3 separate regions of the Homo sapiens genome follow, and regions 2 and 3 are each linked to region 1. A link is a loop called in an ENCODE intact Hi-C map of the cell type or tissue named here. Cell type or tissue: ascending aorta. All regions are shown on one strand.

What was found. Hi-C counts contacts between places; a loop is a spot of excess contacts. Peaks named below come from ENCODE experiments on the same cell type or tissue, not always from the same donor. Only the 100,000 strongest peaks of a DNase experiment are listed, where the experiment ranks them.
Region 2: it touches region 1 in a loop (2.3-fold over the local background); 3 of 110 quality-filtered maps call a loop at or near these places.
Region 3: it touches region 1 in a loop (3-fold over the local background); 7 of 110 quality-filtered maps call a loop at or near these places.

Annotation. Positions count from the first base shown.
Region 1 is chr19:3,456,225-3,464,224 of GRCh38, reverse strand. It overlaps NFIC (nuclear factor I C), which reads right to left. Exons shown (of 11, transcript NM_001245002.2): 10 at 7,590-7,675; 11 at 1-1,473. The coding sequence ends at 1,456. Among named protein-coding and RNA genes, the nearest start is that of SMIM24, 20 kb to the left of the region's middle. RefSeq lists silencers at 1-163, 6,647-6,696 and enhancers at 615-1,150, 1,151-1,686. In ascending aorta, no CTCF peak of the experiment used is centred here; DNase peaks (open chromatin) are centred at 4,074, 4,484, 4,804, 6,348 and 1 weaker place; H3K4me3 peaks cover 2,859 bases; H3K27ac peaks cover 8,000 bases.
Region 2 is chr19:3,602,061-3,610,060 of GRCh38, reverse strand. It overlaps TBXA2R (thromboxane A2 receptor), which reads left to right and starts at 3,186. Exons shown (of 3, transcript NM_001060.6): 1 at 3,186-3,531. CACTIN-AS1 (CACTIN antisense RNA 1) reads right to left here and starts at 2,814. Exons shown (of 4, transcript NR_038865.1): 1 at 2,652-2,814. RefSeq lists enhancers at 2,488-3,061, 3,635-4,209, 5,319-5,368 and silencers at 3,048-3,127, 3,238-3,287. In ascending aorta, no CTCF peak of the experiment used is centred here; DNase peaks (open chromatin) are centred at 2,890, 3,140, 5,580, 6,690 and 3 weaker places; H3K4me3 peaks cover 6,314 bases; H3K27ac peaks cover 8,000 bases.
Region 3 is chr19:3,399,811-3,407,810 of GRCh38, reverse strand. The region is part of intron 2 of NFIC (nuclear factor I C); the gene reads right to left. Among named protein-coding and RNA genes, the nearest start is that of NFIC, 37 kb to the right of the region's middle. In ascending aorta, no CTCF peak of the experiment used is centred here; DNase peaks (open chromatin) are centred at 2,670, 3,090 and 3,520; H3K4me3 peaks cover 2,507 bases; H3K27ac peaks cover 7,920 bases.

The sequences.
Region 1 (8,000 bases):
TGGGGGCCCAGCCGTGATGCACGTCCCGCAGCTGGGCCCCGCGTCGGGGTAGGCGATGAAAGTGCAAACGGCGGTCCCCCTTCGCTGGGAGGCACCAGGGAGGGGGGTCGCTCCAGAATGTAAGGCACTGGCAGCGGAGGCGTGGGGGGCGCACCGGCTTCCCCAGAGCCCACCCCCGCGCCCCGGCAGGGCAGGACGCTTGCGAAGTGACGCCCAGCTCTGCCCCTCGGGCCACGCAGGGGCCCCATCTCTCTAGCTCTGGGGGGGCACGGCGATGAGGGTTGACTGGAGGGGCTGGTGGAGAGGCTGGAGGGGAGGGGGAGGAGGCCCGCGGCCATTCCGTGTCCCAGCTGGACAAAGGGGGGGGCGGGTGGTGGTAATCAGGCACTTAAACCACTCGCTCTCACCTCCCACCGCCAGGGGCTGACGGGGGCGCTCCAGACGGGCACCCCCAACTCGGGGAGCTCTGGGTGTCCGGGCTCCCCCATCCCCTTCCTCGGAAAGTGCATTTCTTACAGTGTGTGCAATGTGGGTCCCTCCCTTTGGGGGTGTGAGCCGGGCGAGGTGGGGGGGCCTCCTATGCCGGGGGTGGGGGGTGGAGGGGCCGGGGCCAATTGCATAGAGACTTCTCCTCCCAAACGGGCGGGCGCGAGGGCTGAAAGAGTCCCCAGCGAGACAGCGAGTCGGCCGGCGCTTTGGGAGGGGCTTGTGGGGAGGCCCCGCGGCAGGCAGGGCCCCCTCGAGGGGCAGCAGGTGCCTGGGCCTCACTTCCTCCCCTGGCCAGGGCTCGCAAGCGCCACGCACCCCCGCGACACCACTCGCCTGCCCCACCCTGCCCGCCTCTGCGGTCTCCGCTGCCCGGCCGGGGTCCGCTGTGTCTCCCTTTCCCCCCAGTGGCTGCGTCCTCGGTGGGGGCTGAGGGGCCGGTCCGTGTCCGGCAGAGGCGCGGGGGCCCGGGGAGAGGTGGCCTTGCTGGGTGTCGCGCCTGTCGGCCCTGGGCACAGGCTCCAGGCTGTGCTCACCTGGTCTCCGGACAGAGCCAGGGCCTCCGGGGCGCGGGCGGGCGGCCGGCGTCTGTCCTTCCCGAGCAGCAGGCGGAGAGGAGATGAATAACTTAGGAAGACGCCCTGTCCCGGGTCTCCCGTGGGGGTGGCGGGGCCTGGCCCTCCAGTCCTGCGGCCTTGGCGTCCCGAGAGTTGGAAACGTTGCGTCTTTACCTTTTGTCTTCTTGCTTGGGTGGGTTTTTATTTCTTCTTCTTCTTCTTCTGCCTTTGTTTTTTCTTTTCCTCCTGAGTGTGTGCGTCTATGTGTTTTGTCTTTTTGGCCGGGCTGGGAGTCGGCAGGGGTGTTCTTGTTCACTCTAATTTTCCACCGAAAACGTGGGCCGGGGGCCGGCTGTGCTGCCCCCTGGGATTCCTGGGACGATGGAGAAGGGGCGAGGGAAGAAGACCTTTGCTATCCCAGATACCAGGACTGAGTGGCCCAGTGGCGACAGAAAGAGGGAGAGAGAAAAAGGGAGAGAAGTCGAGGGGTCAGACTCTGCTGCAGACATGGTTTACCTCTTCCCACGCTCACCCCCCACCTCCTGCAACCCTGTGACCTCAGTTTCCCCATCCCAGGCTCTAACAACCTGCTGGGTGACCCATGGCAAGTGACTTTGTCTCTGAGGGAGGCTTCCAGACACAGTACAGGATGCCCAGTGAAACTGGAGTTCTGGTTAACACAGAATTCTTTTAGTATAAGTCTAGCCCACGCAACATTGGGGATATACTTACACACCACACACAAAAGATCCATTTATCTGGAACTGTATTTTATATTTTATTTATTATTTTATTTTTTGAGATGGAGTTTCGCTCTTGTTGCCCAGGCTGGAGTGCAATGGCGTGATATTGGCTCACTACAACCTCTGCCTCCTGGGTTCAAGCAATTCTCCTACCTCAGCCTCCCGAGTAGCTGGGATTACAGGCGTCCACCGCCACACCTGGATAATTTTTGTATTTTTAGTAGAGATGGGGTTTCACCATGTTGGCCAGGCTGGTCTCAAACGCCTGACCTCAAGTGATCCACCTTCCTCGGCCTCCCAAAGTGCTGGAATTACAGGTGTGAGCCAGCACTCCCAGTCTGGAACTCAATCTTACTTTATTATATTATATTATTTATTTATTTATTGAGACAGAGTCTCGCTCTGTTGCCAGGCTGGAGTGCAGTGGCATGATCTCGGCTCATTGCAACCTCTGCCTCCCAGGTTCAAGTGATTCTCCTGCCTCAGCCTCCCGAGTAGCTGGGATTACAGGCGCATGCCACCACACTCAGCTAATTTTTATATTTTTAGTAGAGACAGGGTTTCACCATGTTGGCCAGGATGGTCTCACTCTCTTGACCTCGTGATCCGCCCGCCTCGGCCTCCCAAAGTGCTGGGATTACAGGCGTGAGCCACTCTGCCTGGCCTTTATTTTATATTTTAAAAATTATTTTCTTCTCTATTTATTATTTATTTATGAGACAGAGTCTTGCTCTGTTGCCCAGGCTGGAATGCAGTGGTGTGATCTTGGCTCTCTACAACCTCCGCTTCCTGGGTTCAAGTGATCCTTGTGCCTTAGCCTCCCAAGTAGCTGGGATTACAGGCCCGCCCCACCACACCCAGCTAATTTTTGTATTCTTAGTAGAGACCGGGTTTCGCCATGTTGGCCGGGCTGGTCTTGAATTCCTGGCCTCAAGTGATCCGCCCACCTTGGCCTCCCAAAGTGCTGGGATTACAGGCGTGAGCCACTGTGGCCAGCCAATTTATTATTTTATTTTGAGACAGGGTCTTGCTCCGTTGCCCAGGCTGGAGTGCAGTGGTGCCATCATAGCTCACTGCAGCCTCCATCTCCTGGGCTCAAGTGATCCTCCCACCTCAGCCTCCCGAGTAGCTGGGACCACAGGTATGTTCCACCACATCTGACTAGTTTTTTTTTTTTTTTTGTAGAGGTGGGGTTTCGCCATGTAGACCAGGCTGGCCTTGAACTCCTTCCTCCCAAAGTGCTAGGATTACAGACATGAGCCACCACATCAGCTGCCTTGTTCACTTTATAAAGAGGTTTTTTGTTGATTTTTTGAGACAGCGTCACGCTCTTGTCACCAGGCTGGAGTGCAGTGGCACGATCTTGGCTCACTGCAACCTCTGCCTCCCGGGTTCAAGTGATTTTCTTGCCTCAGCCTCCCGAGTAGCTAGGATTACACGCATGCGCCATCACACCCAGCTAATTTTTGTATTTTTGGTAGAAACGGGGTTTCTCCATGTTGGCCAGGCTGGTCTCAAACTCCTGACCTCAGCTTATTCGTTTGCTTTGGCCTCCCAAAGTGCTGGGATTATAGGCATGAGCCACTGCACATGGCCTTGAGAATGTTTTTAAAAAGTAAACAAGAGGCTGGGCTCGGTGGCTCATGCCTGTAATCCCAGTACTTTGGGAGACCAAGGTGGGTGGATCACCTGAGGTCAGGGGTTCGAGACCAGCCTGGCCAACATGGTGAAACCCTGTCTCTACTAAAAATACAAAAATTAGCCAGGCGTGGTGGCACGTGCCTGTAATCCCAGCTACTCGGGAGGCTGAGGCAGCAGAATCGTCTGAATCCAGGGGGCGGAGGTTGTAGTCAGCCAAGATCGTGCCATTGCACTCCAGCCTGGGCAGCATAAGACTCCGTCTCAAAACAAAAACCAAAAAAACCAAAAAAAAACAAAAAAAAATTCTCCTCTTTAATGATGTCCCCGGTATCCCCGTGAAGGAGGGGGTAGGTCTCCCTCCACCGCTGTTTTGTGTGAAGAAAGTGAGGCCCAGAGAAGTCAAGGAACTTGCCCGAGGTCACCAGCATGGAAGCGGCAGAGGTGGAACTTGAACTCAGGCCTGTCTGGCTCTGGCTCTCATTTCTGCTCCTGCCCAGGGCCAACCCCCTCGCCTGCCTCTCAGGAATCCCCTTGGCATCTTCTGAGCACTGTCCTGGGCGTCCAGGGCCCATCCTGTCACAGGTCCCCCGGATGGCCCCCTCTTGCTCCACAGAAGCTCACTAAGCACAGGGGGGCTGAGGATGACTCTCAACCTCCCAGAGGCGGGAGACCGAGGCTAAGGGAGGGGAGTTCTGCATGGGGCTGTACCCAAGGTCACGTCATTTGGGGACAGCTCCGGCCTCAGTCTCTGCAGAGAAGCTGCTGTCCAGACCCCTGCCCTGGAAACGCAAACTCCAACCCCAGATGGAGCATCCAGGGTGGACTGTGAGGGGAGGGCTGTGCCTCTGGAACTGGGGAGACCCCTCCACTCCCCAACTGAGGTTAGAGGTGGGGCCGCCCCCCACCGCTGCAGCAAATCATTCAACAGAGCCCCTCCAACCAGGCAGCCACTGGGCCAGCCCATGGAACTGGCGCCACAGTGGTTCCCAGCGCCCCACCTCCAGCCAAGTTCAAGTTCATCTTGGCCATTACCTCATGTCTGGTTTCTGTTGGCAACCGACAGACTCTGGGCGTGACCCTCCCCGTGGTGGACCAGCCTCCCCTCAGCCCTTCCTCCCTCCTCCCTTCCCTCCCCTCCCCTTCCTGCCTGGCTGTGGCCCCAGCAATGGGGCGGGGGTGGGGTGGGGGCACCCTCAACTCCACATCCTCCCACTCAGCTGAGGGGAGACTGAGGCAGTAGGTGTGAAGGGGGAGGTTTGGGCTCTGGTATCCTGCTGGCCTGGCTGCAGCCGCCTGTGTGGCTCCCGGCATGTGGCTCAATGCCCGCCTTGCCCCCCACCCTCGGTTTACCCAGCTGCTTACGTGGGTTCCCGTGCAGGAGAAATGTAGGGGCGTGAAGGACATCACAGAGGGGAGGGGCCAGGGCGTCAGAGCCACCCAGCCTCACAGTGGGGGGATTGATAGGGACGGACATGGGGCGATGGGTGGGTAACTGACCAGGGCGAGATCAATTAGCATAGATCACGGGGAGGGATATTGATGGGGGGAGAGTCCATGGACTGGGGGGTGTCGGGAGCCGGAGAGGCAGAGGGAAAGGCGCGCCCACCCAGGCTTTGGGGGAGGAGGGGGCAGAGGGAAGCGAATCCGCCAGGAATAGAGGAGGCGGAGGCAGAAGTGCTGACTGGCCAGAATCGGAAATGAGAGGCCTCCAAGCTCAGGGCCCTTTGAGCGGGAGCTGGGAGAGGGGAGAGCGGGATCTCACTGCTTCTTCCCTCCCTCTCTCCGGGGTCTGCAGGGAGGTGGCGGCGCCCGGCCTCAACCCAGGTGCTCTTAGTCCAGTCAGGGCAGCAGCAATGGGGTCCTCCCCAGACCTGTGCTCCCTGGATGCCCAGTTTGGGGACCTCGCCTTCCCCCTAACCCATGCTCCCCTGAGAGCCTCTTGACAATGTGTCACCTCCTTTCTGTGCTCCAGAAAGTTCTGACTCCCAGGCCTGGTGGGTGTCCACTCCCTCCCTCTAAACCCTTCTATGGCTCCCCACTACCCCAGAGCAAAGCCCGCATCATCTGTCTGGCCCCTGCCACCGGAGATCTCTCACATTCCAGCCAGCTCCCCCTCCCCCGACCCACACCATTGCCTATGCTGAGCCCCTTGCCAGTGCCCCCCCACACCCCATTCTGCCAGCCCTGGTCCCACCCTTTCTGGGTCCCCAGAGGAGTCCAGCCAGTCAAGATAGGGATGCTGAGAAAGGTGCCACCCTTGCCTGCCTCAGTTTCCCTTCCCTCCCAGGCTTGGGTGGGGTGGGGCTGGAGCCAGCACAGTCTGAGAGAAGGGTCCCGGGCCCTGGCGGGAGGGCCTGGTCAGAGAGTTTGGTCCAAGGCAGAGGCTGGGGAAGGGTTAAGCGGGCTGGGCCTCCTCCCACCGCAGCTTTTATTAGCTTTGGTTTCTGAACCACTTAAGACGTTCCCAGCCTCCCGCAGGGGCAGGGAGCGATGTGGGGTGGGGGTGGCAGAGGTAATGCCGGGCTCCATCAGCACCAGGCGGGGGAGAGGTTGGCCATAGGGGGCCCAAATCCCAAAGCGAGGAGTCCTGGACGTCTGCTCGCTGGGGGACCCTGACCAAGTTACTCCCTCTCCGGGGCTCTATGGGTGCAAGGCAGGGTACTTAATATTTACGGGGTGTGGGGAAGCCTGAACCTTTCAGTGCCCTTTCTGTCCCCCAGTGCCCTTCAAAGGCTCTTGGTGCGGGTGCCCAAGGCCAGAGGAAGAGACAGAGGTTCAGAGTGGGTGAGCCAGCACTGGGCTGGAGCCCTGGCCCCTGACCCAGGATTCCCTCCACCCATAGCACATGGATCTCCTCTGAACTCAGGAGAAGCAGCCTCCATCCCTGCTTCCTCCTCCGGCTGGTTTTGCGGAGCCTGGGAAGAGAGGGAGGGGCCGCTTACAGGCATCCTGGGCACCCAGCACAGGGAGGGAGGGGGAATGCCATGTCCCCTCCCCGCCCCCATCCGCTCAGCCAGGACAGCCCCGCAGGGTCCCGGGGAGGCCCCGTGACCCTTGCCCGTGGGCTCTGCAGCAGGAAACCTCCCTCAGTGGCTGGAAGATTTGAACACGGCCCCTGGGGACCCCATACATCTCCACGCTCTGCAGTTCCGTGGCCGCTGGGTAGCCCAGAGCTCGTTTCTCTCTGAGTCTGGACCTCCCGGGCCTGTGGCAGCCACTCCTACATCCTCCAACCCTCTCCCCAACACAAACCGGGGAGAGAGCAGAGGCTCAAAGGTCCAGCTGCTTACCCATAACCCGAAGACGCGCTCACACACTCCTGGCCTACACAGAGCCCCTTATGGGGGTGGGGGGTGAGGGACACCTGGGCCTGGGGCTAAGGCTGCCCTCCCACGCCCCCACTCCCTAGACTACTGTGCAGCCTCAGGCAATTGACTTCCCCTCTCTGAGCCTCCTCTGTCAACCTCCTGCCTGCCTGCCTGCCTTCTAGGGGTGGTGGGACCCCGGCCATGCTCACTCAGCTGCAGCCGTCTGAACATGTACGTGACTATGAACATCAACGTGAACATGAACGCTGGCCCCTGCCCCATCCTGTCTGTCCTGCTGACGAAGCCTCTCCGCCCTGACTCCTCACACTGGCTTAGATGTGGGCTGAAGCCTGGGGTGGGGGCTTGGATGCTGTCCTGGGAGGCCCCACGCCCCGCCATGGGCTGCCTCAGTTTCCCCCGGCCACCCCGCGGTCCCTCTAGGCCTCGGCGTGGATGGGGGATGGAGGCTGGAGGAGGGAGGGTGATGCACTGTGTGACCCTGGGCAGACCCCCTTGTCTCTCTGGGCCTCAGTTTTCCCATCTATACCATGGGAAGCAGGTGGTAATGACACTGGTCCCATAGCTGTACCACGATGGTCTCCAGAGACGCTCCTGGGGACCCCACAGGCTGAGTCTGGGGCCACACCCCATCCCCCCAGGACCAAGGTGGAGGGAAATTTGGCCTCAGGGAGAGGCCAGGTGGGGGCTCGAGGCCCAGGTGGGGTGTGGGAGGCTGGCGCCCCTGTGCCAGGGGTGTGGCGTGGGACCCAGCAGGCCCTCTTCGCCCTGAGCCCCCCGGGCCGGCCCCTCTGCCCTGCCCCTCCCACCCCACCAGCCGGCCTCTCGGCCCCTACCTGTGCCTGATAAATGCCCGCAGGATCCCTTGGTCCTAATCCCACAAAGGAACGGTTTGCAGGGGACGTGTCGGGCGGAGAGTAGGCTGCAGGGAGGAGAGAGACCGAGAGCCCGTTAGCGAGGGGTTGTGGGAGCCGGGGCGGCCCTGGCCCCAGAGAGGGTGGCCACCGCCAGGCGTCACACAGCCGGGCCTCTGCACCCAGTGCCTGGGGCCTCCGAGCCTGCCGCCCTACCCCCAGTTGAACCGGGCCCCCCTGAAAGGCCCAAGGTCCTTGGGAGGCGGGGATCCTGACTCGAGGGGCCCGGGGGTCACGGCTGAGATCGCCCAGGTGGGCGGGGTGTCTGCTGAGAGGGAAGGCAGGATGGCTCTGTAATTCACAAAACCGCCCGTGAATTATTCAGGGTGGGCA
Region 2 (8,000 bases), 150 kb before region 1:
ACACCGCAGACCCTGGCCCACCCTGACCAGCCTACTCCAGAATCCCAAATCGCATTGCAGCACACACAACACTGCCATCCCCAGCCCAGCCTTCAGCAGACATCACAAGTTGATGGCAGATGGCCAGAGCCATCTTAGAATCCTCTGGGCAGCCTCTTGCCTGGGTTCCTGGCCAGCTCCACCGCCGATCAGGACAGGCTGCTGGGGCAGGGCTGAGTCCGGGCTGGACTCGGGGGGCACTTTTTATTTTTTTGAGACAGGCTGGAGTGCAGTGGGCGTGATCACAGCTTTCTACATCCTCAACACCAGAAGGCACTTTTGAGCCCAGAGTGGTGTTTGGGACAGGCCGGGTTCTGTAGTCACAGCCCAGGTTGTGTGTGCGTGGCTGGCGCAGCCCAGCCTGTACTGGGCCTAACCCAGACCTCCCACCAGCTCTATGTGACAGTATTTACTTCCATTTGGCTGCTCGGGAAACTGAGGCTCACAAAAGCCCACGTTGTTGAGCCCAGAAAGTGGCAGGGCCAGTATTAGAAGCTGGGTTTCTCTACCCTGGAGAATCCCAATCCCAGACCACCACCCCGTCCCTGCCTCAGTTTCCCCACCTGCCCCTGCAGAGATTCCCCCAGCCCCAGCATCCTGCTTCCTCCTCCTCACGTTCCTTTTGCACCCCAAGGGAGATGGCTGTCCTCCAACTGGCAAGACACATGGTTTGCCAGGGGCCCCAGTCTGGAGGGAGCAGAGCTGGGGCCCTGGGACCCCTGAAGGGTCACGGGCACTGAGCCTGGGAAGACGGGCTGCTGGCCGAGAAGGGTGACGGCTGCCTTGCAGAGGACAGGGCAGCAGGTGTGCCCAGGGCAGGGGGCACACAGGGCTCAGGCCAAGCTAAGGAGCCAGATCCTAGGGGAGCTGGGCACCAGGGAGCTACGGAGGGCGCGTGAGCTGGGGAGGGCCTCCGAGCTGGGTGTCGAGACCCTGCAGGCAGACTGGAGGTGGGGGCCAGGGGTAGGCTCTGCACACCACCCCCCCATCTACCCCATGACTCTCCACCATGGCCCGAGGTCCACCTGGTGTCCTGGAAGCTGCCCCCGCCCCCACCCAGCTTCCTGACTTTGGCTGTGTCCAGAGCTAAGAATAGACGCTCCCTGCCCGGCCCCCGCCGGAAACCGCAGCCACGGGGGTACATCCTGAGCCTGGCCTCTGTTCCCACCATCTGCCCCCCAGCCCCTCACAACTCCTCCCACCAGAGCCTCCTGTGCTCCCATTGAACCCGAAGTGCTGGCGGGGGGTGGGGGGCGGGGGGCGGGCCAAGACCGGGAGACCAGCAACCAGCCCCAGATGACAGGGAAGCCCAGTGCTCATGTTCCAATCCCACACATGGGCGTGGCATTGTTCCCCCTTTGTGCCTCAGTTTCCCCATCTCTAAAATTTAAGAGTATCTTTACCCCCTGCCTTGCAGAGATGTGGTGAGGCTTAAGCTAAATGCAAGTGTCCTTCTCTGAACTCTGCCCAGGCTGTTTCCCAGAAGAGTCATTGTCCTTGTTATCTCAGGGCCGAGGACAGAGGAAGTGGGGACAGGACAGCCTTCCTCCGTCTCTCACTGCCCCCTCATCTGGAGCCCCAGCCCCACATCCTCCTCCCCCAACATCTGCCCTCCTTGCAGTTAGTGTAGCAAGGGCCTCATGCTCTCTCTTGCCTCCAAAGCTTTATACATGCAATTCCTGTCACTGCCACGTAGCCCAGACCTGGGGAGCTCCTATTCATCCTACAAAACCCCACTTCCCATGCCCTCTCCTCACAAGATGTCTTCCTAGCTCACCTCTGGGCTTCCCTAGGCCCTGTCTCTTCCTTTGGCCCAGCCCTGACCCCAGGGGGCTGGAACAGCCTGTGTCCAGTTCATTCTCCAGCCTAGGGCATCCTGAAGGGCAGGCCTGGTTTCAGGTCTCACTTGGAGCTCATAATTGTCCCACTGTATAAGCTGAACACAGAGAGGGGTTGGGGAGAGTAAGACTTGGAGATTAGGTCGGCTTCACGGGAAAGCAGCCTTGGAGCCAGGGTTTTGCCACATCCATAGGAGTTGGATAGCCTCCTTGCCAGGAAAGAGAGAAGTTGTGTTAAATGGCTGGTGACTTAATGGGATAGAGCTTTGGGAGGGAGGTTGGGTGTGGCCGAAGGCCAGGAGGAGGAAGGATAGTGGGCGGGGTAGCCGGGGAAGGGGCTTCCGGACTGGGCTGACGAGAGGGCCGGGCCAGGCTGGGAATACCCCTCACTCACAGCCTGGACTAGCAGCCCTCCCGGGCCCAGGGGACGGGGTGGGGTGCAGTCAGGGCAAGGTCAGCTTGTCCGGTCCCACTCCAGGTCCCTAACTCAAGGTTCTGTCCGGCTCGGGTGTACAAACAAGGCCAAGGAAGCCCAAGGTCCCCCCTCTGCAAAGAGACGGTCCCAGTCCCTGCGTCCGGCACCTTCTCAGCCATTCCTGTTGGGCTCCATCCCTCCTTCCCCAGCCCGAGCTGGGGGGTGGCCAGGAAAGAGTGCCCATCCCCCACTGCAGCCTCCCGGCTCCAGACTGTTCCTCCTCTGGCTCCAAAGCCACCTCCGAGCCTCCTCAAGAGACCCTCCCATGCGATGCCATCACCCCAGCCCTCCCGGCTCACCTGCTCTGGGACCACCTTTCTCAGTCTGGCTGTGTCGTCTGGTGCACCCCCCATCCCTCTGTCCTCCCACCCCACCCCTGGAAGGGGCCTCAAATATGTCCTGTATGTATTAAGCAGGGCATACTACTACTGTGTGCCGCGTTCCAGCGCACCCAGTGAATTTGGAGCCCTGGAGTCTGGGCGACCCCCGGGAGCCGATCCGCCTGGACCTGCCCCGCCCCCTCCAGGCCTTGGGTGCTGCCCAGATGGTGAATAATGCGGGCCTGGCGGCGGGAGCGCCGGGAAGAGGCCTGGCAGGGCGCTGGGCGGCTGGAGGGGCTGAGGCTCCCGAGGAAGCGCCCCTGCCACCCCTACGCGGGCCATTGCATCCCTGCCACCGGTGGCCTGGGGGTCCCAAGGGCGCCGCCTTCCCCAGAAGGCTGTAGGGTGTCCCGGCGTGCGGGGGGCACCCACTGACTCCAAGTCAGCCAGGCCCGGGCCCGAGGGGCGTGGCCAGCGCAGGGTGGGCGGGGCTGATGAGAGACAGCGGGAGACAGAGACTGGACGGAGAGAGCGAGCCGCGGGCTGCCAGCGGCCCCCACCCGTCCCAGCTCGGCTTAGCCCCCGCGGACCCCTCCAGGCCGCGACCCCAGGGCGTCCTGTGCCGCCACGCCCTCCATCTGTGTGGGTCCTCTGCTGGGCCCGCCCCTGGTCACAGCCAGACTGACTCAGTTTCCCTGGGAGGTCCCGCTCGAGCCCGTCCTTCCCCTCCCTCTGCCCGCCCCCAGCCCTCGCCCCACCCTCGGCGCCCGCACATCTGCCTGCTCAGCTCCAGACGGCGCCCGGACCCCCGGGCGCGGGATCCAGCCAGGTGGGAGCCCCGCAGATGAGGTCTCTGAAGGTGAGGTCGCCCCGCTGGCTTAGGGCGGGATGCACTGCTCTGGTGTGAGCCCGGGCTGCTGGGCGCATCCGGCGCTGGCCCTGCCCTGCTGTGGGTGTGTCGCAAAGCCCGCGGTGACAGCGGCCAGGTGCCAGGTGTCCCCTGTGTGGCCCGGCGGGTGGCATGGTGCCCTGAGGCCTGCCCTGGGCGCCCAGGCGGCTGGGTCTGGGTGCGGCCCAGGCTGATTCTGTCCGGGGGGCTCTCTGGTCTCTGTGGGGCCACATGGCTGTGAATGGGGGTCCCAGACTCAGGGGGCTGCAGCCGGGGAGGGGGCCCAGGCCCTGGGTGTGGCAGGGATCGAGTGTGGTTGTGCGGCTGTGTGTGTGATCTTGTCTCTGGGAGTGAACCATGCATGGCCCTGGTTGTGTGTCTGTGTCTGTGCGTGTGTGGTGGTTTTGTGTGTGTGACCGTGTGTTTGTTTCTGCCGAGAGTCTGTGACTGTTAAATACTGTGTGTTCTTCTGTGTGTCTTTCTGTGTCTGTCTGTATCTATGTACCTGTTGTGTTTCTGCCTGTGTGTCTGTGTTTTTCTGTCTGTGTCTGTCACATTTCTGCCTGTGTGCCTATGTGTGTATCTGTGTGTGTCTATGTCTGTCGTGTTTCTGCCTGTATGTGTCTGTGTGTGGCTGTGTGTCTGTTGTGTTTCTGCTTGTGTGTGTCTATCTGCGTGTGTCTGTGTGTCTGTTGTGTTTCTGCTTGTGTGTGTCTGTGTCTGTCATGTTTCCATCTGTGTGTGTCTATCTGTATGTGTCTATGTATTTGCCATGTTTCTGTATGTGTGTCTGTGCATGCCTGTGCGTCTGTCTACTGTGTTTCTGTCTGTCACATTTCTGCCTGTGTGTCTGTCATGTTTCTGTCTGGGTGTGTCTGTGGTGTTTCTGTGTGTGTCTATCTGTGTGTGTCTGTGTATCTGCCATGTTTCTGTATGTGTGTCTGTGCATGTCTGTGCATCTGTCTGCTGTGTTTCTGTCACATTTCTGCCTGTGTGTCTGTCATGTTTCTATCTGTGTGTGTGTCTGTGTGTCTGCCATGTTTCTGTGTGTGTGTCTGTGCACGTCTGTGCGTCTGCCTGCTGTGTTTCTGTCTGTCACATTTCTGCCTGTGTGTCTGCTGTGTTTCTGCCTGTGTGTGTCTGGCTGTGTCTGTGTGTCTCGAGTGTGCACACACGGTGGTGGCCTGAGGTGCATGTTGGTGGAATCACTGTAACTTGTGGTCCACCATTAACCACCAGCTGCACCTCCCGGGTCCCGCCCCCTGGTCCCTGCTGGCCCCTGTGTGACGGAGCTCCGTACATGCTCCCTGGGGAGCCCCCACTAGAGAGATGGGGAAAGCGAGGCTCACAGGGGGCCATGTGACTTAGGGCCCCAACAAGGCTGGCCGGAGTCTGGCTGGCTGGGGGAGTCCCCGCCCTGCACTGTGTGGGCTGGGGACCCTGTTGGTGTCACAAACAGGAAATGTTCTCGGAAATGGAGCTTTGCGATGAGGGGAGGTGGGCCCATCAGGGTGTGGAGTGTGTCTGCCTCCGCTACCATGTGGGGGTCCACGCCCATGAGCGTTCAGATCTACAGCAGGCATGGGAGGGTCTGGCCGGTCCCTGAAGTTTCAGTCCCAAAAGGGCCCTGTGGGTCCAAGGTCCAAGGCCGACAGGGGTGACACGGAGCCTCAGGGCTCCCTGCTGGCTGCCCGGGCACCTTGTAGGGAGTTGAGCTGTGAGTACAGCCAGGAGCCCTGCAGAGGTGAGAGCCAGGGAGGCCTGAGCTTAGCACCCGCAGGCATGGAGATCAGAAGCTCACCCCCATTGCACAGAGCGGGGAAACTGAGGCTCGGCAAGGTGGAGCCCCAGCCTGGCCACGGCAGATCAGGGACTAGAGCCTCCAAGCCTGTCTGGGGGAGGTGGGGTGGGCTCAGGCCGTGACAGGCAGGCGGGGCGGGCAGGGTGGGGTGCTGAGGAGAGGGGACTTGTTGAGAAATGGATGGATGATGAGGTGACGTGCTCCAGGGAGTGGGGGAGGGGGCACGAGGATGGAACATGGGGCGGAGGAGAGGCCTGCTGTTTGGGAACCAAGGATCACATTCCACTGGCAACCAGGCTTGGGGCAGCCAGGCCTGGTGCCCACGCCCAGCCCAGCGCCCGGGCCTCTGGAAACAGCGCCGGACAGAGCCCTCCGAGTCACACGACCTGCAAGCCGGATACCCTGTCAGGGGTGGCATCGGATGAGGGAGAACTCACTGTCCGCCTTCCAGAAAGAAGCCAGGAATTAAGACAGAGATTTCTGGAACCCGGGACCCAGGCAGATTCCCATCAAAGTTGCAGGACCTCAGCCTCTTGGGAGTTGCAGGACCTCAGCCTCTTGGGATTCTAGAATTGTGAGGCCTTCTGCGTCCCAGGACTGGAAGCGTGTTAGAATTCCACAACCCTGAACCCGCTGAGGGCAAACGTCTGCTCTCAGACTGCAAAATTCTGGAGTTATTCAACATCGAAAAGCGATCTTGGGTCCACACCTCTCCCCAGACACAGGGAGGGACAGTAATTTTCCCAAGAGCCGCAGTGCTGCTCTACTGCCCCACCGCGTGGGGGCCCCTGCTACCCCTCCTGGCCAATGCAGGAGGGAAGGGAGGCCCTGCCCGGTCCCCCCATTGGCATCCTTGCCTGGAGAACTTGAGATGGCTGCCATCGCCTGAAGCCAGGGTGGGGAGTGGAGGTGGGGGGATTGGAAACAGCCAGCTGTGGCCAGAAGGACTCAGTGCCAGTTTCCAGGCTCCCCTGGGCCAAGGGCTCTGGGCCATGCATTTGCTCCCAGCCACCGGAGGTGTGAGGGAGTTCCGGGTGTGTGACCCCCGGTGAGTGGAGTGGAGTGTGGTCGAGGAGACCCTGAGACCCAGGAGGGACTGGAAGTTGCTCCAGGCAGAGGTCGGGTCAGTGGCCGCAGGGACAGCCGAGTCCCAAGGAATGTCCAGAAACAGCACATACCAGCTCTCGAGGGAGGAACGCCTTGTCCCAGGGGAAATCCCAGTGCAGGAATCCAAACCCCAGGCGCCAAAGCAGCCCGGAGTGGAGGGCAACGATCGCCAGAGGCCGCGAGGAACCCCCCACCGCATCTGCTCTCCAGGCCTCAGTTTCTCCTCTGGAAGCCCTGCCTCCCACCACGGTGGCAGTGGCCTTAGCTGTCTTCCCAGGAAGGGAGTTCAGTGCCGCTGTCAGGAGCTGGATAATTTATGAGGCTGGATACAGCGTAGCCAAGGCCAGAAGCCAGGCCAAAGCGTCACAAGTGAGATGGGGAGTGAGGGCCACAGTCACCCATTTGACCGCCCTGGAATGCGTTAGCTGCTGCGACCCCACAGCCCAGGCCCTGCCTCAGGGCCAGCATGCATTGAGTGCCCGCTGTGCTGTGCTGAGTGCTGCGCGTGGATCCCTTCACTCCCGTCATCAGCAACCCCGACTTTTTTTTTTTTTTTGAGATGGAGTCTCGCTCTGTCGCCCAGGCTGGAGGGCAGTGGCGCGATCTCAGCTCACTGCAAGCTCCACCTCCCGGGTTCACACCATTCTCCTGCCTCAGCCTCCCAAGTAGCTGGGACTACGGGCGCCCGCCACCACGCCTGGCTAATTTTTTGTATTTTTAGTAGAGACGGGGTTTCACCGTGTTAGCCAGGATGGTCTCGATCTCCTGACCTCGTGATCCGCCCACCTGGGCCTCCCTCTTTTCTTTTCTTTTTCTTTTTTTTTTTTTTTTGAGACGGAGTTTTGCTCTTGTTGCTCAGGTTGGTTCAGTGGCACGATCTTGGCTCTGGGGCCCTGTTTCCGGCCCACAAACATCACTTCCCCTGTCGGGTTCAAGCGATTCTCCTGCCTCAGCCTCCCGAGTAGCTGGGATTACAGGTATGCACCACCACACCCGGCTAATTTTTGTATTTTTATTAGTTGAGATGCGGTTTCACCATGTTGGTCCGGCTGGTCTCAAACTCCTGACTTCAGGTGATCCGCCCTCCTTGGCTTCCCAAAGTGCTGGGATTACAGGCGTGAGCCACCACGCCTGACCGTAATAGGACCTTTTGAGCCTTAACTGCCTGGCACCTCCATCTCGCACACAGTCCCATTCGCCCACCTTTGCCCACCCAGTCCCTCCAGGTGACTTGGGGGTGTGTCAGGGCAAGAGGCAGGAGACCCGGGTTCCATCCTAGCCTCCTGGGTGACTTTACAACCAGCCACAACCCTCTGGACTTTGACATGACCCATGGGGTATGGGGAGCTGGTTTTGTTTTGTTTTGTTTTTTAGACGGAGTCTCGCTCTGTCACCCAGGCTGCAGTGCAGTGGCACGATCTCAGCTCACTGCAAGCTCCTCCTCCCAGGTTCACGCTATTCTCCTGCCTCAGCCTCCCGAGTAGCTGGGACTACAGGCTCCCGCCACCACGCCCGGCTAATTTTTTGTATT
Region 3 (8,000 bases), 56 kb after region 1:
CCAGCCCTTTCTGCAAACGTTTGTTCTAGTCCCCAGCACCCTGGACTGTGTCTGGGTCTACAAATATGTGAAAGTTCACCCGGGCGCGGTGGCTCACGTCTGTAATCCCAGCACTTTGGGAGGCCAAGGCGAGCAGATCACAAGGTCAGGAGTTCCAGCTCAGCCTGACCAACATGGCGGAAACCTCGTCTCTGCTAAAAACACAAAAATTAGCCAGGCGTGGTGGTGCATGCCTGTAATCCCAGATGCTCAGGAGGCTGAGGCAGGAGAATTGCTCGAACCCGGGAGGCAGAGGGCACGGTGAACCAAGATTGCACCAGTGACTCCAGCCTGGGTGACAGAGCGAGACTCCATCTCAAAAACAACAACAACAAAGCAAAAACAAAACCAAACAATTGGGCCGGGCGCGGTGGCTCACGCCTGTAATCCCAGCACTTTGGGAGGCCGAGGCGGGTGGATCACGAGGTCAGGAGATCGAGACCATCCTGGCTAACACAGTGAAACCCCGTCTCTACTAAAAATACAAAACTATAGCCGGGCGTGGTGGCGGGCGCCTGTAGTCCCAGCTACTCGGGAGGCTGAGGCAGGAGAATGGCGTGAACCCGGGAGGCAGAGCTTGCAGTGAGCCGAGATCGCACCACTGCACTCCAGCCTGGGCGACAGAGCGAGACTCCACCTCAAAAACAAAAAACAAAAAACAGAAAACCAAATATCTAAAAGTCCAAGTTCTCCCCATCTCCCCATGGCGCTCAAGGCCCTGCACAGCCCGCCTCTGCCCCCTCCCTCCCCTCCTCCCCTCGTCCCTCTCTCCCCCTCGCTCACTCTGCTCCAGCCACACAGGCCTCCTGGCTGTTCCACCAATGCACCAGGCACGGTCCTGCCTCAGGGCCTTTGCACGGGCTGTGCACACTGCTTGGAACACCGTCCCTGCAAATGCCTGCCTGGCTCACTCTCTCGCTTTATTCAGGCTTCTGTTCAAATGTGGTTTATCGTCCACAGCTCCCGGCACAGAATCTGCACTTGAAGTGAGGGAAGTTTGAGTTTTCGCCTCCTCACATCCCTCCTGAAAAATGTGACCACAGGGTTCCCGTGTGTGTCCAGTTACGTTGCAACCTACTTTGCATTTCCTGAGCCTCTGCCCCCTTCCTGTGCCAGCATCTGTGCCAACCCCAGCCTCAGGAGAAAACTGTGATGCTTTTATCCAACACACGTCTTGAGCGCCTACTGTGTACCATGCCCTGTCCTAGGTACTGGGGACAGAGCAGTGAAAAACACACAGACATTGGCTGGACACAGTGGCTCACGCTGTAATCCCAACACTTTGGGAAGCCAAGGCAAGAGGATCACTTGAGGTCAGAAGTTCGAGACCAGCTTGAGCAACATAGTGAGACCCTATTTCTACAAAAAAAAAAAAATAGGCAGGGCACGGTGGCTCATGCCTGTAATCCCAGCACTATGGGAGGCCAAGGCAGGCGGATCACTTGAGGTCAGAAGTTCGAGACCAGCCTGGGCAACATGGCAAAACCCCATCTCTACTAAAAACACAAAAAATTAGCAGGGCATCGTGGCGGGTGCCTGTAATCCCAGCTACTTGGAAGGCTGAGGCAGGAGAATCGCTTGAACCTGGGAGGTGGAGGTTGCAGTGAGCCAAAATCGTGCCATTGCACTCCAGCCTGGGCAACAGAGTGAGACTCTGTCTCAAACAAACAAACAAAACCCAAATTTAGCTGGGCATGGTGGTACATGCCTGTGGTCCCAGCTACTCAGGAGGCTGAAGTGAGAGGATTGCTTGAGCCCAGAAGGTTGAGGCTACAGTAAGCCATGATCAAGTCACTGCACTCCAGCCTGGGTGACAGAGCAGGAGGACTCTGTTTCAAAAAAAGAAAGGAAGAAAGAAAAAGAAAAAGGGGCCGGGCGCGGTGGCTCACACGTATAATCCCAGCACTTTGGGAGGCCAAGGCAGGCAGATCACCTGAGGTCAGGAGTTCGAGACCAGCCTGGCCAACATGGTGAGACCCCTGTCTCTACTAAAAATACAAAAAAATTAGCTGGGTGTAGTGGCAGGCACCTGTAATCCCAGTTACTCAAGAGGCTGAGACAGGAGAATCGCTTGAACTCAGGAGGTGGAGGTTGCAGTGAGCCGAGATCGTGCCATTGCACTCCAGCCTAGGCAACAAGAGTGAAACTCCATCTCAAAAATAAATAAATAAATAAATAAATTAAATTAAATAAAAATAGAAAGGAATTCCAGTACGGACCCTGATCCTCCATAGAGAACTTCCTCCTCCCCAAGATGCTCTAAGGAGGGAAGCAGCTGTCAGTTTTGCCAGTGCTGTGTGACCTCACTAAAAGCACTCTCCCTCTCTGAGCCTCCACATCCTGACAGTGCAGATGACCTAAAACCCCTGCCCAGCCCTTGTCCATCGCCTGTCTGGACAAATCAAAAGAGGAAAAAACACAAGCCCATAGATGTTCTCCGCACTCCCCGCCCGCCCCAGGGACAGGGAGGAAAATCTGGATGTGACCTGGGGGGGCCCGAGAGGCAGAGGCGTGGACGGGGTGACCTCCAGGACGCTGGCCTCCATCCCGGGCCTCCCCGGCCTCGTCCTTCCTGCGTTCCTTAAGTCTGGCCCATACTTTCCATCTCCCTCTCCCCTGCCGCCGGGCCGCCTGGGCCGGAGCCAACCTGCTTCGGAATCACTTTCAAAGAAAAGTTTCTTTTTTCTTTCCACCCGGCCCCCGCCGGCTCCATGGCCTGGCTCCGGGCCCTCCCGGGCGCTGGTGGACGCCTCGGTGTCCTGCGGGTCAGGTCAGCGGCCACCACCGCCCCGGAACCGTCCCCAGCATCGGGCTGTTGGGACTGGAGGCCCAGTGCTGGCCTCGCCCTCCCCCAGGTCTCGGGCCCGCCTCTGGGGACCCCTGGGGACCCCGGTGTCACTCTTTGTGGGTGTCCGGCCTGGGCAGCGGGTCTGGAGGTCCCTGGAGGCCGCAGGGCCCCTGCTCGGAGGCCTGCGCGTAGGGACTCGCCCCGTGCTGGGGACGCTCTGGGAGGCCACGCCGCCCATGACATCATCCCTCTGGCGGCCATTTTCTCGCCTCTCCCTTCCCCTGTTCCAGATGTTTCTCCGGCCTTGGCGGCCATTTTGTAGGTCTGGGCGGCGCAGGCTGGCACCGGCCTCGGGCACCCGGCCCTGCCCTCCTGGGTGGGGTGGGGGTGGGGGGACACCAGGAGAAGGTGACAAGGGAGCCTCTGGGGCACCACTGGGCCCTGGGCCGCCTCCCCCAGCCCCTCTGCAGCCTCTGAGGGGTTAAACACGTGGTGCCAACAGCAGGGCGGCCTTGCCAAGCGCCCACCCGCGCACGGCCACCCAGGGCTCCCCACGCCTCCGCGCCCCCTCCCCATTATCTGCCACTCGGCACCAGCCACTCCAGGGATGTGAGGAGCAAGGTTAAAAATACCCGCACGCACACCCTCACCCCCACCCCCTCCCGGTCCCGCCAATGTCAAATGTGTCAACGCCACCCGGGGTGGGGGGGAGTGGACTGAAAATAACTCGCTGTTTACATTTGGAGCAAATTCTTGGCTTCCCAGCAGCCAAGCTGAGGCCTCCCCACACCCCCACCCCCAACACCTTCCTGGCAGGCCTGACTCGGCGGCTGTGACGGGGGGGGGAGAAGGGCAGGCCTCGGGGGGAGCCCTGGGAGCCACATGTGCCCACGGGCTGAACGCACACGCACGCGTCCCCATGGAGAGGTTCGGGAAGGGATGGGGGGAAAGGGGCAGGCCAGGGGCTGGGGGGGTGGAGAAGGGAGCCCCGGGAGCCACATGTGCCACTGGCTGAGCGCACACACGGGCGTCCCCATGGAGAGGCTCCGGAAGGGATCAGTGGCCACACGAAGCAGGCAGGGCCAGTCGGAAGCGCCCGAGGACACTCTCTGCCAATGTCGGGCACCGGGTGGGGGCAGCCGGGCGCGGCGGGGGGTGGCGGGAGGAGGCGGAGGCCCCTCCCGGCTTCCCCTTCCTTCTGATATTTCTTGGGGCGCGTCTCCAACTGGGCAGCCCGCGGGGAGTCCGGAGGACGGGAGGCAAGGCTGGCGGCCCAGCCAAAGGAGGCAGGAGGAAGGCGCGGGAGCCCGGGCAGGCGCCCAGGGGAGGGCTCTCCGCAATTCCGAGGCCTGCCCGGTGCTGTGTGGCTTCAGGCAAGCCCTGCCCCTCTCTGGGCCTCCAAGAAAAAACAAAATACCAAACGCCCTGGCTTTGGCGTGGGGTCAGGAGAATAGACTCCATGCCAGTCTTGCTTGGGGAGGGAGAGGTAGACACATCTCCGCCCTGCTCTGTGCCTCAGTTTCCCTTGCTGCAAAAAGTAGATGTCAAGTTGTAAACACATCAGATTGTGGAGTGTTCTGCTTTACAAAGGGGGAAACGGAAGATCCGAGAGAGGAAGGGGCTTGCCGCAGATCTCACGGCCACGCAGTTGGACAACGGAACTTGAACCCAGAGGTTTAAATGTTGCCTTGAATGTGGGAGGGGGCTGGAAACCAGAGGGCACAAACCTGAAAGGGGGTAGAAGGAAACTTTCTCCTTCCCAAGCTTTCATGTGGCCTCTCTCCCCAGAGCCTGCTACACAGGTGGTGCTCGATAAATGCTTTTACACAGCTGGCACTCAATAAATGCCTGCAGCCAAATGAGTGTGATTATTCCAGCAGAGCCTGGCACACAGTAGGCACCCAATATGAACTTGTTGCATGAATATTTGGGATTCTCCTGATAGGATCTGGTATACAGCAGGTGCAAAATAAATGCTTGTCAGGGAAAGGAATGTGAGGAACATTAAGAGATTTGGGGGAGTAGTCAAAGTGGAGGACTAGGACCACAGGCCCTGCACAACCTGTCCTGTCCGCTTTCTGCCCTCCCCTCTTCCCTCTCTCCCCCTCACTCACTCTGCTCCAGCCACAGGGGCCTCCTCGCTGTTCCTCCAATGCACCTGGCCCAGTCCTGCCTCAGGGCCTTTGCACATTCTGTTCCCTCTGTCTAAACAGCTAACTGCTTGCTCTCTCTTGAGATCTCTCCTGGTCTCAGCTCAAATGCTCCCTTCTCAGAGAGGTCTACGCTGAGCCCCTTCACCTCAAGCAGCCTCTGGCTACCCTCAATCTCAGCCTTCTGTTTTCTTTCCTTCAGAGGAAGTTAGTGATTGCCTATGGATTTGCTTAGTTGCTTAGTGACTGCACGGGTGTTTGCTCATCTCCCCAGTGGAATGTCACCTCCTTGAGGGCAGAGGCTTTGTCTGTCTAGATCTCTGTTGTGCCCTCAGTGGCTAGAATAAGGCCTGATACAGACTAGGTGCTCAATAAATATTTGTAGAAAGAAAGTTGAGAGGGAGGGATGAGCAGAGAGAAAAAGAGAGACAAGGAGACATGGTACATGGGGGAGTGGAAGGAGGAGGCATGAAAAGGAAGGACCGTCTGGGCGCAGTGGCTCCAGCCTGTAATCCCAGCACTGTGGGAGGCTGAGGCTGGGTGGATCACCTGAGGTCAGGCATTCGAGACTTGCCTGGTCGTCAACATGACAAAGCCCCATCTCTACTAAAAATACAAAAATTAGCTGGCTATAGTGGCACATGCCTGTAGTCCCAGCTACTTGGGAGGCTGAGGCAGGAGAATTGCTTGAACCCTGGAGGCGGAGGTTGCAGTCAGCTGAGATCGTGCCACTGCACTTCAGCCTGGGTGACAGAGTGAGACTTCGTCTCAAAAAAAAGAAAAAAAAATAAGAAAGAAAATAAATGAGAATAGGCTGGGTACGGTGGTTCACACCTGTAATCCTAGAACTTTGGGAGGTCGAGGCGGTTGGATCAATTGAGTTCAGGAGTTTGAGACCAGCCTGGCCAACATGGTGCAACTCCGTCTCTACTAAAAACACAAAAATTAGCTGGGTGAGGTGGTGCACACTTGTAGTCCCAGCTACTCAGGAGGCTGAGGCAGGAGAATCTCTTAAACCTGTGAGGCAGAGGTTGTAGTGAGCTGAGATCGCACCACTGCACTCCAGCCTGGGTGACAGAGCGAGACTCTGTCTAAAAAAAGAGAAAAAAAAAGAGAATAACCCTGCCATGTGGGTGGCGTACCTGGGTTAGGGCTGGGACCCTGGCAGGAGCCCAGAGCCCCACGGGCCTCCCGGGCACCAGGACCCATATCCCAGCTTGCCCGCTAACAAAGTCCTGATTGCAGGAGAGCTCCCAGGCGTGCCCAGTGCTGCGCCGCTCCCTTCCCTGCATGTGCCCAGGCAGGTGCGGCTTGCAGGCAGGAGACGGGGCAAGGAGAGCAAGGGCCAGCCTCAGATAAGGTATAAACGACCCAGGTGAGCAACTGAATCCTCACACCGTCGGAGTTGACCTGGATTCTGCCCCCTCCTCTGCCTCTGTCCCTGCTACCGCCTGCTTGCACCAGGGCGGTCCACTCTGCCCTGGTCCCCAGCTCCTGCCCTCACCCCCCACAGTCTGTCCTCCCTGCAGCAGGCAGAGGGTGCCTGTGAGCACCTGAGTCAGGGCTGGTCCCTCCTCTGCCCATAGCCCTCTATGGCTCCCACCTGCCTTGGGGTCAAAGCCCAAGTCCTTCCTACTGCCCACCAGGCCTTGCACAAACTGCCCTCCCCTCCTCCTTCTCTTCCTCTCCTCACTCTGCTGCAGCCACACAGGCCTCCTCACTGTTCCTCCAAAGTGCCAGGTGTGTCCTGCCGCAGGGCCTTTGCACGGGCTGTGCCCTCTGCCTGGAACGCCTTCCCCCAGTTCTTCATATAACTGGTTCCTCCTCACTTCTCAGGTCTCAGCTCAAATGTCAGGTCCTCAGACAGCCTTTCAGGGACCTCCCCAGCACAGCCCATCAGCCTCTTTTCCTTTGGCCTTCTTTATTTTTCTTGATAGTCCTTATCGCTAAACTGACATTTATTTCTTTTTATTTTTATTATTATTATTTTTTGAGACGGAGTCTCGCTCTGTGGCCCCAGCTGGAGTGTAGTGGTACAATCTCGGCTCACTGCAACCTCCGCCTTCCGGGTTCAAGCGATTCTCCTGCCTCAGCCCCTGCCAGTGGCTGGATTACAGGCGCATACCGCTATGCCTGGCTAATGTTTTGTATTTTTAGTAGGAACGGGGTTTCACCATGTTGGCCAGGCTGGTCTTGAACTCCTGACCTCAGGTGATCTGCCCGCCTCGGCCCCCCACAGTGCTGGGATGACAGGCGTGAGCCACCGCACTAAGCCTAAACTGACATTTATTTCTTGTTCTTTGCCCATCGCCTGAACCAAACTGTGAGTTCCACGAGGGCAGAATTTTTTTTTTTCTGAGACAGAGTCTCACTCTGTCACCCAGGCTGGAGTGCAGTGGCGTGATCTCGGCTCACTGCAAGCTCCGCCTCCCAGGTTCACACCATTCTCCTGCCTCAGCCTCCTGAGGATCTGGGACAACAGGCACCTGCCATCACGCCTGGCTAATTTTTTTTGTATTTTTAGTAGAGACGGGGTTTCACCATGTTAGCCAGGATGGTCTCGATCTCCTGACCTCATGATCCGCCCACCTCAGCCTCCCAAAGTGCTGGGATTACAGGTGTGAGCCACCGTGCCTGGCCAGGGCCGAATTTTTATCTGTCCTGTTCACTGCAGTATCCCAGCGCCTGGAGCAGTGCCTGGCATACAGTAGGAGCTTACTAAATATTTATTGGCTGCAAAGTGGTTCCACTGGATGAGTGCTGACAGTGTCTGTGCTCCGTGCTGTCCTAAACTCTTTTGTTTTCAAAAATTTTTGAGACAGAGATTTGCTATGTTGCCCAGGCTGGTCTCAAACTCCTGGGCTCAAGCGATCCTCCCGCCTCAGCCTCCCAAAGGGCTGGGATTAGAGGTGTGAGTCACTGTGCCCAGCCTATTTTTATTTTTATTTACTTATTTATTTTTTGAGATGGAGTCTTGCTCTGTCACCCAGGCTAGAGTGCAGTGGCACGATCTCGGCTCACTA